2 separate regions of the Homo sapiens genome follow, and region 1 is linked to region 2. Evidence: read pairs that join two places in POLR2A ChIA-PET (ENCODE). Cell type or tissue: CD4-positive, alpha-beta T cell. All regions are shown on one strand. Each heading gives the region's core, and the rest is flanking DNA. Links, peaks and the distances in the headings are about the cores only. Region 1 holds the start of LOC124904722 (a long non-coding RNA gene). Region 2 overlaps MAP3K10 (mitogen-activated protein kinase kinase kinase 10).

The links. ChIA-PET counts read pairs that join two places held together with the same protein. Peaks named below come from ENCODE experiments on the same cell type or tissue, not always from the same donor. Only the 100,000 strongest peaks of a DNase experiment are listed, where the experiment ranks them.
Region 1: POLR2A ChIA-PET joins it to region 2 with 9 read pairs; 4 of 35 experiments call an interaction of 5 or more read pairs at or near these places.

The regions. Positions count from the first base shown.
Region 1 is chr19:39,957,833-39,964,926 of GRCh38, reverse strand. LOC124904722 (a long non-coding RNA gene) reads left to right here and starts at 4,905. Exons shown (of 2, transcript XR_007067261.1): 1 at 4,905-5,059; 2 at 5,426-5,607. It overlaps LOC124904720 (a long non-coding RNA gene), which reads left to right. Exons shown (of 3, transcript XR_007067260.1): 3 at 1-669. RefSeq lists an enhancer at 4,586-5,395. In CD4-positive, alpha-beta T cell, for the core only: no CTCF peak of the experiment used is centred there; no DNase peak of the experiment used is centred there; H3K4me3 peaks cover 423 bases; H3K27ac peaks cover 340 bases.
Region 2 is chr19:40,193,575-40,200,668 of GRCh38, reverse strand. It overlaps MAP3K10 (mitogen-activated protein kinase kinase kinase 10), which reads right to left. Exons shown (of 10, transcript NM_002446.4): 2 at 2,114-2,294. Among named protein-coding and RNA genes, the nearest start is that of MAP3K10, 5.7 kb to the right of the region's middle. In CD4-positive, alpha-beta T cell, for the core only: no CTCF peak of the experiment used is centred there; no DNase peak of the experiment used is centred there.

The DNA of each region.
Region 1 (7,094 bases), core at 1,016-6,015, 240 kb after region 2:
TCTATGAACCTGGTATATCTCCCTATTTATTTATTTATTTATTTATTTATTTAATTTATATTTTGAGAGGGAGTCTCGCTCTTTCACCCAAGCCAGAGTGCAGTGGCGCTATCTCGGCTCACTGCAAGCTCTGCCTCCCAGGTTCACGCCATTCTCCTGCCTCAGCCTCCCGAGTAGCTGGGACTACAGGCGCCCACCACCGCACCTGGCTAATTTTTTGTATTTTTAGTAGAGACGGGGTTTCACCGTGTTTGCCAGGATGGTCTCGATCTCCTGACCTCGTGATCCGCCTGCCTCGGCCTCCCAAAGTGCTGGGATTACAGGCGTGAGCCACCAACGCCCGGCAATCTCCCAATTTATTTAGCCATTCCTTAACTTCTACCAGCAATGTTTTTTAGTTTTCAGTGTATAGGTCTTGTAAATCTTTTGTCAGGTTATCCCTATGTATTTCATATTTTATGATATTATAAATGTTATTAAAATTTTTTAAATTTCTGATTTTTGTTTCCTTATGCTTAAAAATATGATTGACTTTTGCACATTATTCTGTGATCTTGTAAAAATCATTTATTAGTTTTAGGAGTTTCTGTAGATTTCCTGGAGTTTTTTTTGTGACAACTATGTCATTAGTGAATAAAGACAGTTTTATTTTTCTTCCTTTTCAATCGACATTACTTTTGTTTCCTTTTCCTACTTATTACATCGGCCAGGACTTTCAGTACAATATTGACTAGGAGTGGTGAATGCAAACATTCTTTTCTTTGTTCTCAATCTTTGGTGGAAAGCATTTAGACTTCTAACATTAAGTGTCTTTCAAAATGCCCTTTTAGCAGATTAAGGAAGTTTCTTTCTCTTCTTAGTTTGCTGAGTTGGTTTTTTTTTTTTAAACCCTGAATGGATGTTCACTTTTTTTTTTTTGAAATGAACCCTTGCTCTGTCACCTAGGATGGAGTACAGTGGTGCCATCTTGGCTAACTGCAGCCTTCGCCTCCTAGGTTCAAGCAATTCTCCTGCCTCAGCCTCCTGAGTAGCTGGGATTACAGGTGCCTCCTACCACACCCGGCTAGTTTTGCATTTTTAGTATAGAGACAGGGTTTCACAATGTTAGTTAGGCTGGTCTCAAACTCCTGACCTCAGGTGATCTGCCTGCCTCAGCCTCCCAAAGTGCTGGGATTACAGGTGTGTGCCACCACGCCCTGCTAGATGTTCACTTTTGTCAAGAAAATTTTGAACAGACCTTGTATTCCCAGGATAAGCCCTACTTGACCATGATGAATTGTCCTTTTTATATTGCTAGATTCAATTTGCTAATATGAGGGATACTGATTTATAGTGTTCTTTCATTGTAGTGTCTTTGGCTTCTGGTATCAAGGCAATGCTAGCCTCATAAAACAAATTGGAAAGTATTTCTCCTCTTATATTTTCTGAAAGAGAATTTTTTAGAATTCATGTTATTTCTTTCAATAATACTTGATAACATTCTCCAATAAAACTGGGCCTAGAGATTTTCGGGGGAAGATATTTAACTATAAATTTAATTTCTTTAATAGTTCTAAGACCTCTTTATCTTGTTCATCTTTGGTGAATTGTGGTAGTTTGTATCTTTCAAGGGACTGATCTATTACATGTAAGTTGTAAAATTTATAGATACTGTAGTGATATCTCTTCTATCATTCCTAATATAGGTAATTTTTGTCTTCTCTGTTTTTTTCTTGGTTCGTCTGGTTAGAGGTTTATTAGTTGTATTGACCTTTCATAAGGAAAATTTTTGGTTTCATTGATTTTTCCTGTTTTTAATTTCATTGATTTCTGCTCTTTATTTTCTTTTTCCTTCAGTGCTTTGGATTTCATTTACTTTTCTTTTTCTACAATATTAACGTGGAGGGTTAGATTTGAGATTTTCTTTCATGACATATGTGTTTGCTAATATAAATTTACCCCCTAAAAACTGCCTTAATTGCTTACATACATTTTGTTATATTTTATTTTCATTAAGTGAAAAATATTTTCTATTTCTTCTTAATACTTCTTCTTTGACTCCTGGATTATTTAGAAGTGAGTGATTAATTTCCAAATATTTGGGCATCTCCTAGACATCTTTCTGTTAATTGATTTCTACTTTAATTCTATTATGGTCAGAGAAGAGTAGCATTGTTTTGCATTTTTGCAAATCTCTTTAATGTCCAGCTTGATGGAAAACAACTGGATCTTAATGTCTGCTTTTTTTTCTGCTTTTTTTTTTTTTGAGACAGAGTCTCACTCTGTCCCCCAGGCTGGAGTGCAATGGCACGATCTTGGCTTGCTGCAACCTCTGCCTCTCAGGTTCAAGTGATTCTCCTGCCTCAGCCTCCCACGTAGCTGGGATTACAGGTGCGAGCCACTGCGCCCGGCTAGTGTTTTGTATTTTTAGTGGAGACGGGGTTTCGCCATCTTGGCCGGGCTGGTCTTGAACTCCTGACTTCAGGCAATCCTCCTGCCTCGGCCTCCCAAAGTGCTGGGATTACAGGCGTGAGCCACTGCGCCTGGCCAATGTCTGCTTTTGCATTCAATGTGCTGTGATAGTTTGTTTCGGTTAACGTATACCAAAAAAAATGTAGCCACACATATATAAGTAGTGGTAATATGGAAGTATATTTAATCTGCCACCATGAGCTTGACAGCTTCCCAAATGCTTATTGCCTTTCAGATTAGAATGATGTGGATATCTATGACTATAATTTTTCAGTATTTTATAACAAATGTTTCAACATTTGGAAAGCTGTATAACTCACTGCACCAATATTTTCCAAATTCCTGTTGCATGATGCTATAAAACTATGAATGGGTAAAAGATCCATGCAAAGTGCAATATAGACCAAGGGATTTTACTGTAATAGCATGGAAATAATTCACTGATATCGTTTCAGACACCATATTGCAACTAACCTTTAAGATACTTCCACTTGTAGAGTTTTGGTGTAATATTAAAACAAGAAGATTCCATTAATCTGATGATTATTAGCTAAATTGATTTGGGGCAAGGGCCAGTAGTCTTACTTACCATTGTTTTTGCACTATCAGTGCAAATATTAAGAGTGAAAAATTTGAATAACATCTTAGTATTATTATAAAAATAGTTTTGACCTCAGGGACCCTCTGAAGGGATCAGGGACATGCAAGGGTCTGCAGTCCCACTTTGAAAACTTCTCTACTAAGGAAAAAGAGAAAAGTCCAGTGTTTTCCTGCAGGAATTAGAAAGGTAGAGCATTGGTCCAGCCAGGAGGTTAGAGCCAAGGTGAGACCTGAAGGACAAGTACTAATTAGCTAAGAAAGGTGAGGAGAGCCAGGCGTGGTGGCTCATGCCTGTAATACCAGCATTTTGGGAGGCTGAGGTGAGCGGATCACGAGGTCAGGAGATCGAGACCATCCTGGCCAACATGGTAAAACCCCCATCTCTACTAAAAATTCAGAAAATTAGCTGGGCATGCTGGTGCACCCCTGTAATCCCAGCTACTCAGGAGGCTGAAGCAGGAGAATTGCTTGAACCCGGGAGGCAGAGGTTGCAGTGAGCTGAGATTGCGCCACTGCACTCCAGCCTGGGTGACAGAGTGAGACTCCAACTCAAAAAAGAAAAAAAAAAAAAAGAAAGAAAAAAAAACAAAGGCGAGGAGAAAGACATTCCAGACTTTAAAAAAGCAACCCAAGTGGGAGTATGTGTGGGAGACATGTAGGGTGAGAACAGGAGTTTTGGGTTGAGATAGGAGAGGAAGGCTTGAATTATAGGAAGTCTTGAATGTCACCTAAGGAGCTTACAATTTGTCCTGAGGGCAAGGGACAACCCGTGAAGGGTTTTAAGTGGCAGGGAGTGGGGGATTGGGGGAATGACTTAACAAGATTTGTGTTTGTTTAGGATGATCATGCTTACTGTGATGTAGATAGAGACTCAAAAGGATAAGACTCAGCAAAAAAACCCAGAAAGCTGTTGGAATAATCCAGTTGAGAGGTGGTTGCCAGAATCACTTGTAAAATGGTTGTGGATTTAGAAATAGATTGTTTTGAGAGATATAAAGAACATATAAGCAATGAGATTAAGAGAGTAATTAGAGCCGGGTGCAGTGGCTCATGCCTGTAATCCCAGCACTTTGGGAGGCCGAGGCAGGCAGATCACCAGAGGTCGGGAGTTCAAAACCACCTGACCAACATGGAGAAACCCCGTCTCTACTAAAAATACAAAATTAGCTGGGCATGGTGGTGAATGCCTGTAATCCCAGCTACTCTGGAGGCTGAGGCAGGAGAATCACTTGAACTCGGGAGGCAGAGGTTGTGGTGAGCCGAGATCGTGCCATTACACTCCAGCCTGGGCAACAAGAGAGAAACTCTGTCTCAAAAAAAAAAAAAAAAAAAAAAAAAAAAGAATAATTAGAAAGAAGGGTGAAAGGAAAAAAGAGGAACCCAGGATGACACTCCTAGCTTGGACTGCTGGATGATGGCATAGTGTTTGACTAGAATCTAGACATAGGAGGAGGGGCATATTGGAAGGAGAGCAATGAGGTTGAGCTAAGGTACCTGTGGGACATTCGAGTGGAAATTTTCCATAGTCAAATGGGTACATAGGACTGGAGGTGACGTACTTTCTGATTCCATTTGTATGACATTCTTGAAAACACAAGATTAAAGGAACAGAGACGAGGTCACTGGTTTCCAGGGGTTGGTGGGGAGGGATACTACAAAAGGACAGCATGAGAGAAGTTTTGGGGTGATGAAACTGTATCTTGATTGTGGAGGTGTGGGGAAAAGAAAGAGAGATCAGATTGTTACTGTGTCTGTGTAGAAAGAAGTAGACATAGGAGACTCCATTTTGTTCTGTAATCTGTAACCTTACCGCCAACCCTGTGCTCCCTGAAACACGTGCTGTGTCAACTCAGGGTTAAATGGATTAAGGGCTGTGCAGGATGTGCTTTGTTAAACAGATGCTTGAAGGCAGCATCCTCCCTAAGAATCATCACCACTCCCTAATCTCAAGTACCCAGGGACACAAACACTGCGGAAGGCCGCAGGGACCTCTGCCTAGGAAAGCCAGGTATTGTCCAAGGTTTCTCCCCATGTGATAGTCTGAAATACAGCCTCGTGGGAAGGGAAAGACCTGACCGTCCCCCAGCCCGACACCCGTAAAGGGTCTGTGCTGAGGAGGATTAGTAAAAGAGGAAGGAACGCCTCTTTGCAGTTGAGACAAGAGGAAGGCATCTGTCTCCTGCCCGTCCCTGGGCAATGGAATGTCTCGTGTAAAACCTGATTGTATATTCCATCTACTAAGATAGGGGAAAACCGCCTTAGGGCTGGAGGTGGGACATGCGGGCAGCAATACTGTTCTTTAAGGCATTGAGATGTTTTTATGTACACATATCTAAAGCACAGCACTTAATTCTTTACCTTGTCTACGATGCAGAGACCTTCGTTCAAGTGTTTATCTGCCGACCTTCTCTCCACTATTATCCTATGACGCTGCCACATCCCCCTCTCCGAGAAACACCCAAGAATGATCAATAAATACTAAGGGAACCCAGAGGCCGGTGGAGCCTCCGTATGCTGAACGCCAGTTCCCTGGGCCCCCTTTATTCTTTGTCTGTACTTTGTCTCTGTGTCTCTTTCTTTTCCAAGTCTCTCATTCCACCTAACGAGAAACACCCAGAGGTGTGGAGGGGCAACCTACCCCTTCATGGAGGTGGTTACACAAATCTATACATATCAATTTTACTGTTTTTTTTTTTTTTTTGAGACAGGATGTCTCTGTTGCCCAGGCTGGCGTGCAGTGGCACAATCTCAGCTCACTGCAACCTCCACCTCCCAGGCTCAAGTGATCCTCCCACCTTTCATGCATGTCTGTGTGAAGAGACTACTAAACAGGCTTTGTGTGAGAATAAAAGCTTTTAATCACCTGGGTGCAGGTGGGCTGAGTCCGAAAAGAGAGTCAGCCTTCTTGTCTCCAATGATTTGAGATGCAACCTTTATCATATACTAAATATCTATATGCATTTGGGTCTGCTCTGGATTCTCTATTCTGTTCCTTCATTCTGTGGTATTCATGTGCTAATACCACACTGTTTTCATTAGAGGTTTTCTGTTTTAATATCTAGTCAGGTCGGCCAGGCGCGGTGGCTCATGCCTGTAATCCCAGCACTTTGGGAGGCTGAGGCATGTGGATCACGAGGTCAGGACCTCAAGACCAGTCTGGCCAACATGGTGAAACCCCGTGTCTACTAAAAATACAAAAATTAGCTGGGCATGGTGGCACGCATCTGTAATCCCAGCTGCTCGGGATTACAAAAAACAAGAACAGCTAAGAAAGTTCTGAAAAACTCAGGAGGCTGAGGCAAGAGAATCACTTGAACCCAGGAGGCAGAGGTTGCAGTGAGCTGAGATTGTGCCACTGCACTCCAGGCTAGCGATATATATATATATATATATATATATATATATATATATATATTTATATATATGTAGTCAGGTCAGTGGTGCCTCCCTACTCTGGGAGATAGGGTGGGGGCAAAGGGAGATAGGGGTGGGGCCATTTTATAAGATTTGGGTAGGTAAAGGAAAATTACAGTCAAAGGGGTTTTGTTCTCTGGCAGGCAGGAGTGGGGGTCGCAAGGTGCTCAGTGGGGGAGCTTTTTGAGCCAGGATGAGCCAGGAAAAGGACTTTCACAAGGTAATGTCATCACTTAAGGCAAGGACCAGCCATTTTCACTTCTTTTGTGGTGGAATGCCATCAGTTAAGGCGGGGCAGGACATTTTCACTTCTTTTGTGATTCTTCAGTTATTTCAGGCCATCTGGGCTTATACGTGCAAGTCACAGAGGATGCGATGGCTTAGCTTAGGCTCAGAGGCCTGACACCACCTCAGCCTTCCGAGTAGCTGGAACTACAGGTGCACACCACCATGCCTAGCTGATTTTTTGTAGAGATGGGGTTTCACCATGTTGCCTAGGCTGGTCTTGAACTCCTGGACTCAAGTAATTCTCCTGCCTCAGCCTCCCAAAGTTCTGGGATTACAGGCGTGAGCCACCACACCCGGCCTATTTTGCTTTTTTTTTTTTTTTTTTTTTTAAAGATAAACGT
Region 2 (7,094 bases), core at 772-5,771:
CCAGCCTGGGCGGCAGAGTGAGACTCTGTCCCAAAAAAAAAAAAAAAAAAAAAAAAGGTAGCACAAATGAACGCCTGATGTACAGCCAGTTGGAAATTCTCCCAAAGGGCTGCTCTGCTCTAGGCTGAGCTGGAGACTTCCTGTCTGATCTGTCTCAGTCCCATACCCATTAATTTGCTGCTTGGACAATCTGGAGCCTCAGCTGGGAATTGACGGGAACAGTAAATGGGGAGACCCAGGTTTGGCTCCAACCAAGCAGAAGGTCCTGGGTTGAAAGTCTCCATGGCCACCATCAACTCTCACTGGTGACAGCAACAGACCCATCATTGGCTGTCTCTACCTAACAGTCAAAGGAGCTTTTATTTTTAAGTATTTTTTTTCAGATGGAGTCTTGCTCTGTCACCCAGGCTGGAGTGCAACGGCGCCATCTCAACCTCTGCCTCCTGCAGTCAAGCAATTCCCCTGCCTCAGCCTCCTGAGTAGCTAGGACTACAGGCACCCACCACCATGCCTGGCTAATTTTTGTATTTTTAGTAGAGATGGGGTTTCACCATGTTGGCCAGGCTAGTCCTGAATGAACTCCTGGCCTCAAGTGAACCACCCACCTCGGCCTCCCAAAGTGCCAGGATTACAGGCGTGAGCCACCGCGCCTGGCCGAATTTTTGTATTTTTAGTAGAGGTGGGATTTCACCATGTTGGCCAGGCTGGTCTCAAACTCCTGGTGTCAAGGGATTCACCCACCTGGGCCTCCCAAAGTGCTGGGATTACAGGCGTGAGCCACCGCACCCGGCCTCCAAAGGAGTTTTTATTTACTTCCTTTTATAAAAATTAATTTAAAAATTTCTTTTTCATATACATGGGGTCTCACTACATTGACCAGGCTGGTCTCAAATTCCTGGCCTCAAGTGATCCTCCCACCTTGGCCTCCCAAAGTACTGGGATTATAGGTGTGAGCTACCACTCTATTCAGACATGGCTCCTCATGGCTTCCTACTTCATTAGAATAAAACCTGAAGGCCACTCCCTCACCCACAGGGCCTTCCAGCTCCCTCTCCTACATAATTTCCTACCTCTCTCTTCCTTGCCTGCACAGTGGCAGCCACATGGGCCTCTTTGCTGTTTCTGGGACACACCATGCTCACCTCAGCACCTCCTTCTTCCTCCAAACTTTTCGTGACTGGTTCCTTTTTGCCACTTGGAACTCAGATGAAGTATCATTTCTCAGATTGCTCAGAGAAGCGTTCCCAAAAGTAGTCTTCCAGCCCTTAAAGTGCCTTCCTCTCAGCCTCCTCGCACTTTGTACTAACACTTTTTTCTGGTGTACTTGTCTTTAAAAATTATAATTTTCTTAAAAAACAGCTTTATAAAAAAGAGCTTCTTGTATGTTGACTGACTTACTATTCCTGAGGGCAGGGATTGCATGTATTTTTCTTCTCTGCTATATCCCTAGAACCCGGTGCAGTTAGATGAAGGAATGAATGAGTGAATTAATCATTTTCCTGTCTGACAGATGGGACAGTGCATGGGCTAGTGTCTGAGGGGGCTTTCAGTGCTAGCATCCATGTGCTGTCTCTATGCTTTTTTAAATTTTTTCTTTTTTTGGAGACAGAGTCTCGCTCTGTCACCCAGGCTGGAGTGCAGTGGCCAATCCCAGCCCACTGCAATCTCTGCCTCCCGGCCTCAAGTGATTCTCCTGCCTCAGTCTCCCGAGTAGCTGGGACAACAGGCATCTGCCACCACGCCCAGGTAATTTTAGTATTTTTAGTAGAGATGGGGTTTCACCATGTTGGTCAGGCTGGTCTCAAACTCCTGACCTCAAGTGATCCGCCCACCTCGGCCTCCCAAAGTGCTGGGATTACAGGTGTGCGCCCCCGCGCCCGGCCTTGTCTCTAGATCCTATGAGCTTTTTATTCTAATCCAGTGTGCCCCCTAGTTGCCATTTGTGCTAGCTGAACAGGTAACTGGCACTTGTCTGGTGGCCTGACCTTGCCAGCAGGTCCCTTTGTCAGACTGAGATCCTGGCTTCAGCAGGAGACCCTCCCTCCCACTCTGCCCTCACCCCTTCCTCCCTCCCTTACTCCCCAGAGGCCATCCCGGCCGCGCCTTTCAGCACCTCCAGACATCACTGCTTTTGGAGAAGAGGGAGAGACGGATAACCTCCGGCGCCATCCAGGCGTAGGTCCCCGCAGCGCTCATCTTGGTGGTCTTGTGCCACTCGCGGGCGAGGCCGAAGTCCGTGATCTTGAGCACCGTGTCTGCGAGGTTGTGGTTCTCGATGGCCTCCAGGATCAGGACTGTGGGGTGGGAAGAAAGGTGGGTCACCCCAGACCTGCCACGCCGCAGACCCAAGTGTTCTGGCCCGCTGCCTCAGCTAGAAACACGTCTTTCCTCTCACTGCCTCAGGCTGCCCCGCTCTGTGGCAGGTCCTTTCCTGGCCTGGAACATCCATGAGCCCCTCCGCCCAGGTCTAATCCCTGTCCCAGGCTCCCATGAGGGAGTAGGGAGCTCCTCCTGTGTCCTCTGCCCTCCTGATTCTGTCCTGGGCTTTGGGGAGCTCCATGAATGGTCAAGAACCAACAGCCAAGGCTGAAGCGGGTCACTTGAGCCCAGGAGTTCGAGACCAGCCTGTGCAACATGGCAAGACCTCATCTCTACAAAAACTTTTTAAAAATACCTGGGTGTGGTGGTGCATGCCTACAGTCCCAGCCACTTGGGAGGCTAAGTTGGGAGGATCACTTGAGGCTGGGAGGTTGAGGCTGCAGTGAGCCATGGTCTTGCCATTGCACTCCAGCCTGGGCAATAGAGTGAGACCTCGTCTCAAAAAAAAGAAACAACAGCCAAGGCCTTAGTCCTCCAGGCCTTGAGTTCCCAGCTACCCTGGAAGCAGGAAGTGCAAACCTGGGGCAGAAGGGAGGAACGTGGCTTCCCCCTCGTGTCTATCACCCCCGTGGCACACTGCAGTCAGGGTCCCAATTCTACCCCTTCCTGTGTCCACACTCTGCCATGAGACTTTGCCATTCTTTCTGCTAAAGAGGCAGAGTATGGCCAGGCACGGTGGCTCACACCTGTAATCCCAGCACTTTGGGAGGCTAAGGCAGGCGGATCACTTGAGGTCAGGAGTTCGAGACCAGCCTGGCCAACATGGTGAAACCTCATCTCTACTAAAAATACAAAAATTAGCCGAGCATCATGGTGCTCACCTGTAATCCCAGCTACTTGGAAGGCTGAGGCATGAGAATCACTTGAACCTGGGAGGTGGAGGTGGCAGTGAGCTGAGATTGCGCCATTGAACTCCAGCCTGGGTGACAGAGCGAGACTCTGTCTCCGAGAAAACAAAAACAAAAACAAAAACAAAGGCAGAGTGCACCCTGACTCTGGCTCAGCCGTATGACTTGCTTTGGCTAAGAATGACAGGGTGCCAATTCCAAGCCCAGGCCTTGCATGTCTGCTGGCCCTCTTGCACTTGTGTCATCACCATGACAACATGCCTCAGCTAGCCTGCTTGTCCAAGAAGATGAGAGCTACTTGGAGCAAAGCCTCTCCAGCTGAGCCCAGCCTCCATCAGTTTACCCTCCAGCTGGTCCGCAAATGCAGGAGCAGTAATACACAATGGCTGTTTTAAGATGCCGAGTTTTGGGGGTAGCTTATTACACAGCATGATCGTGACAAAATCTGACTGAAGTATTCCCTAAACATACTGGATGGTTCTAGCTTACTTTCTACCCGGGTTGTCACTAACAGCCATGAGGATCATGGCTAGTGTTTGTACTGTGCTAAGCTCTCTATAGGAATTGACTCATGAATGACCCCCACCCCGAGCCCTTTTTTATTTTTTTAAAGAGACAGGGTTGGCCAGGAGCAGTGGCTCATGCCTGTAATCCCAGCACTTTGGGAGGCCAAGGTAGGTGGATCACTTGAGGTCAGGAGACCGAGACCAGCCTGGCCAACATAGTGAAACCCTGTCTCTACTAAAAATACAAAAATTAGCTGGGTGTGGTGGCGGGTGCCTGGAGTCCCAGCTATTTGAGAGGCTTTGGTGAGAGGATCACTTGAACCCAGGAGGCAGAGGTTGCAGTGAGCCGAGATCGTGCCACTGCACTTCAACCTGGATGACAGAGCGAGACTCCATCTCAATGAAATAAATAAATAAATAAAGAGACAGGGTCTTTTTCTGTCACTCAGACTGGAGTGCAGTGGTGTGATTATGGCTTGCTGTAGCTTCAAACTTCTGGGCTTAAACAATCCTCCAGCCTTGGACTCCCAAATTGCTGGGACTACAAGAGTAAACCACTGCACCCAGCCACAACCCATTTTTCTTGACTAGCTAACAGAGGCTCAGAAGTCACTTGGCCAAGAGGTCACATGGTTAGAAAATGGCAGGACAAAGGCTTGAATTAGTTTTGTCATCAGAGCTCAATCTCTTAACTGCTGAGATATTTTACTACCTTCTATCACATAGAGGCTCCAAAGTATACAGTGTGCTGCCTGGGTTTGAGTCTCAGCCCTGCTTCTTCCTAGGTGCATAACCCTGTACAGTTTACTTTAATCTTCACACCGAGACTTCTCCTCTATGAAATGGGGCTCGTAACAGAATTTACCTTCTAGCGTTATAGTAAAAATTTATTGCCTGAAGCAATAGGGCCTTTAAAAGTGTTAGCTGTTATTATTAGTGTGTGATATTGCCATAATTGTTCCGAATTTCTCCACTTTTCTTTTTGCCATTCCTGGCTACTTCCCAGTCATAATAATAATAGTAAGGTAGTTCTACTATCATGCCCATTTGGCAGATGAAGGAACTGAAGGTGGCAGAGATTGGCAAATCACCCAGGGTCACACAATTGATAATCCTGCCCATCCTTTAAAGCCCAGCTTCAGATTGGACGCGGTGGCTCATGCCTGTAATCCTAGCACTTTGGGAGGCTAAGGCAGGCGGATCACCTGAGGTCAGGAGTTCAAGACCAGCCTGGCCAACATGGCAAGACCACCGTCTCTACTAGAAATACAAAAATTAGCCAGGCTTGGTGGCGCACGCCTGTAGCCCTGCCTACTTGGAAAGTTGAGGTGGAAGGATCACTTGAACCCGGGAGGCGGAAGGTTCAGTGAGCTGTGATCACACTACTGCACTCCAGCCTGGGTCACAGAGTGAGATGACTCTGTCTCAAAAAAAAAAAAAAAAAAAAAAAAAAAAAAAAAAAAAGGCCGGGCGGGCTTCAGTGTTACCTCCTCCTGGAAGCCCCCACTGTAAATTCCTAGTCTGTAACTCCACCTCTGCAGAAGTTTTCCCTTCTTAGGTCCCCACCTCTCCTGTTTGTATCGAAACCCTGTGACAGAGGGAACATCTCATGGTTTTATGCTTTATTTCTGTATTTCCCAGGCTGGGCCTAAGTCAGTCCCCCTTCAAAATCTTTATGTAATCATGTCACTCCCTGCTTCAAATCCTCTAATGGCTTCCACTACATCAAATAAAATACCCCAAGTCCTCACCATGGCCCCCAAGGTCCTATGTGATCTGGCTCCTGCCAGCCTTTCTGATCCTACTTCCTCCCATCTCTGCCTCAATGCCTGCTGTTCTGGTCTTGCTGTTCTCCAGTGAGACACACTCACTCCCACCTCAGGGCATGTGCCCCACTGTTCCCCTTCCCCAGATCTTTGTAAAGCTGGGTCCCCTTTGTTCAGGTCTCTGCTCAAATGTTGCCTTCCCTGACCACCCGATCTAAATAAAGAGAACCCTCTGCTCCAGCCTTTGCCTTAGTCCACTGAGAGCCCCTGATACTCTCTGAAATTTTGGTATCCATCTATCCATCATTTATTCCTGTTCACCGGAATATAAATTCCATAGCTGGGGGAGGGAGAAATCTTGCCTTGTTCACTTCTGTAATCCCAGAGCTGAGGCAGTGCCTAGTAAGAGTAGGCACTTAAGAATTACTGGTGGAATGAACCAATGAATGAATGATGGCAGATGAGGCGCTCCTTAGGGTAGGATGAGTGGGGAAGCAGTGCTGTGGAGGCGCTGTGTCCTCTGTTTCTGGCACAGAGCAGACCCATCACCCCGGGAGGAAGCCCTGGCCATAAGAGGCCCACTGACCCTTTGACCAGATAGCACTGGCTACAAAAAACCTGGGGGTGTGGGGCGTGCTGTCAATCAGCAGAGGTGAGGAAGGGCTGAGGAGTCCCAGCCTTCAACAGGAGCATGCTGGGTGGCCCTGCCTCCATTTACCCAACATTTCAGAGGTGCTGGGGCATAAGCATCAGTTCCCCAGACACAGCACCAGCTCTGGCACATCGTGGTCACATGTTAGCTTTTTTTTTTTGCGATGGAATCTTGCTCTGTCACCCAGGCTGGAGTGCAGTGGTGCAATCTCGGCTCACTGCAACCTCCACCTCCTGGTTTCAAGCGATTCTTCTGCCTCAGCCTGAGTAGCTGGGATTACAGATGCATGCCACCATGCCCAGCTAATTTTTGTATTTTTAGTAGAGAAGGGGTTTCACCATATTGGTCAGGCTGGTCTCGAACTCCTGACCTCGGGTGATGCACCCACGTCGGCCTCCCAAAGTGCTGGGATTACAGGCGTGAGCCACCGCGCCCAGCCAAGCTCTCTGTTGATATACAAATGTCAGGCTTGGGAGGCAAGGAAGATGCAGTCCCTCTATTCTAGGGGCTTACAATTGCTATGGGTGGGGAATAGCAATATATTCCTAAAAATAGTGGGATGGATTAAAATAAATTTCAAGATGTAGAAGTGACAGAAATCAGGAATAGATGAGATGTGGGTGTTGAGAGCAAAGGGGGCACCTTCACATTTTGGGGCTTAACTGTGAGTGACGTGAGGGCCGGGGACATGCTGGCCTTCTCCACTGCTGATGCCTTTGCTTAGCACATGATCTGGCCTGGTAAATACCAAATGGAAGAATGAACAAATGAATGAAGAAATGAAAGGGAGTGAGATGGGGCACAGCACGAATGGGAGAGCCAGGAATGTAAGATTTTTTTTTTCTTGCTGTATCCCTGGGACAGGGTCTGGCACACAGCACTCTGGAAATATCTGTGGAATGAATGAATGAAATTGCTAGCCTGTGAGTACTGTCAGGGCAGA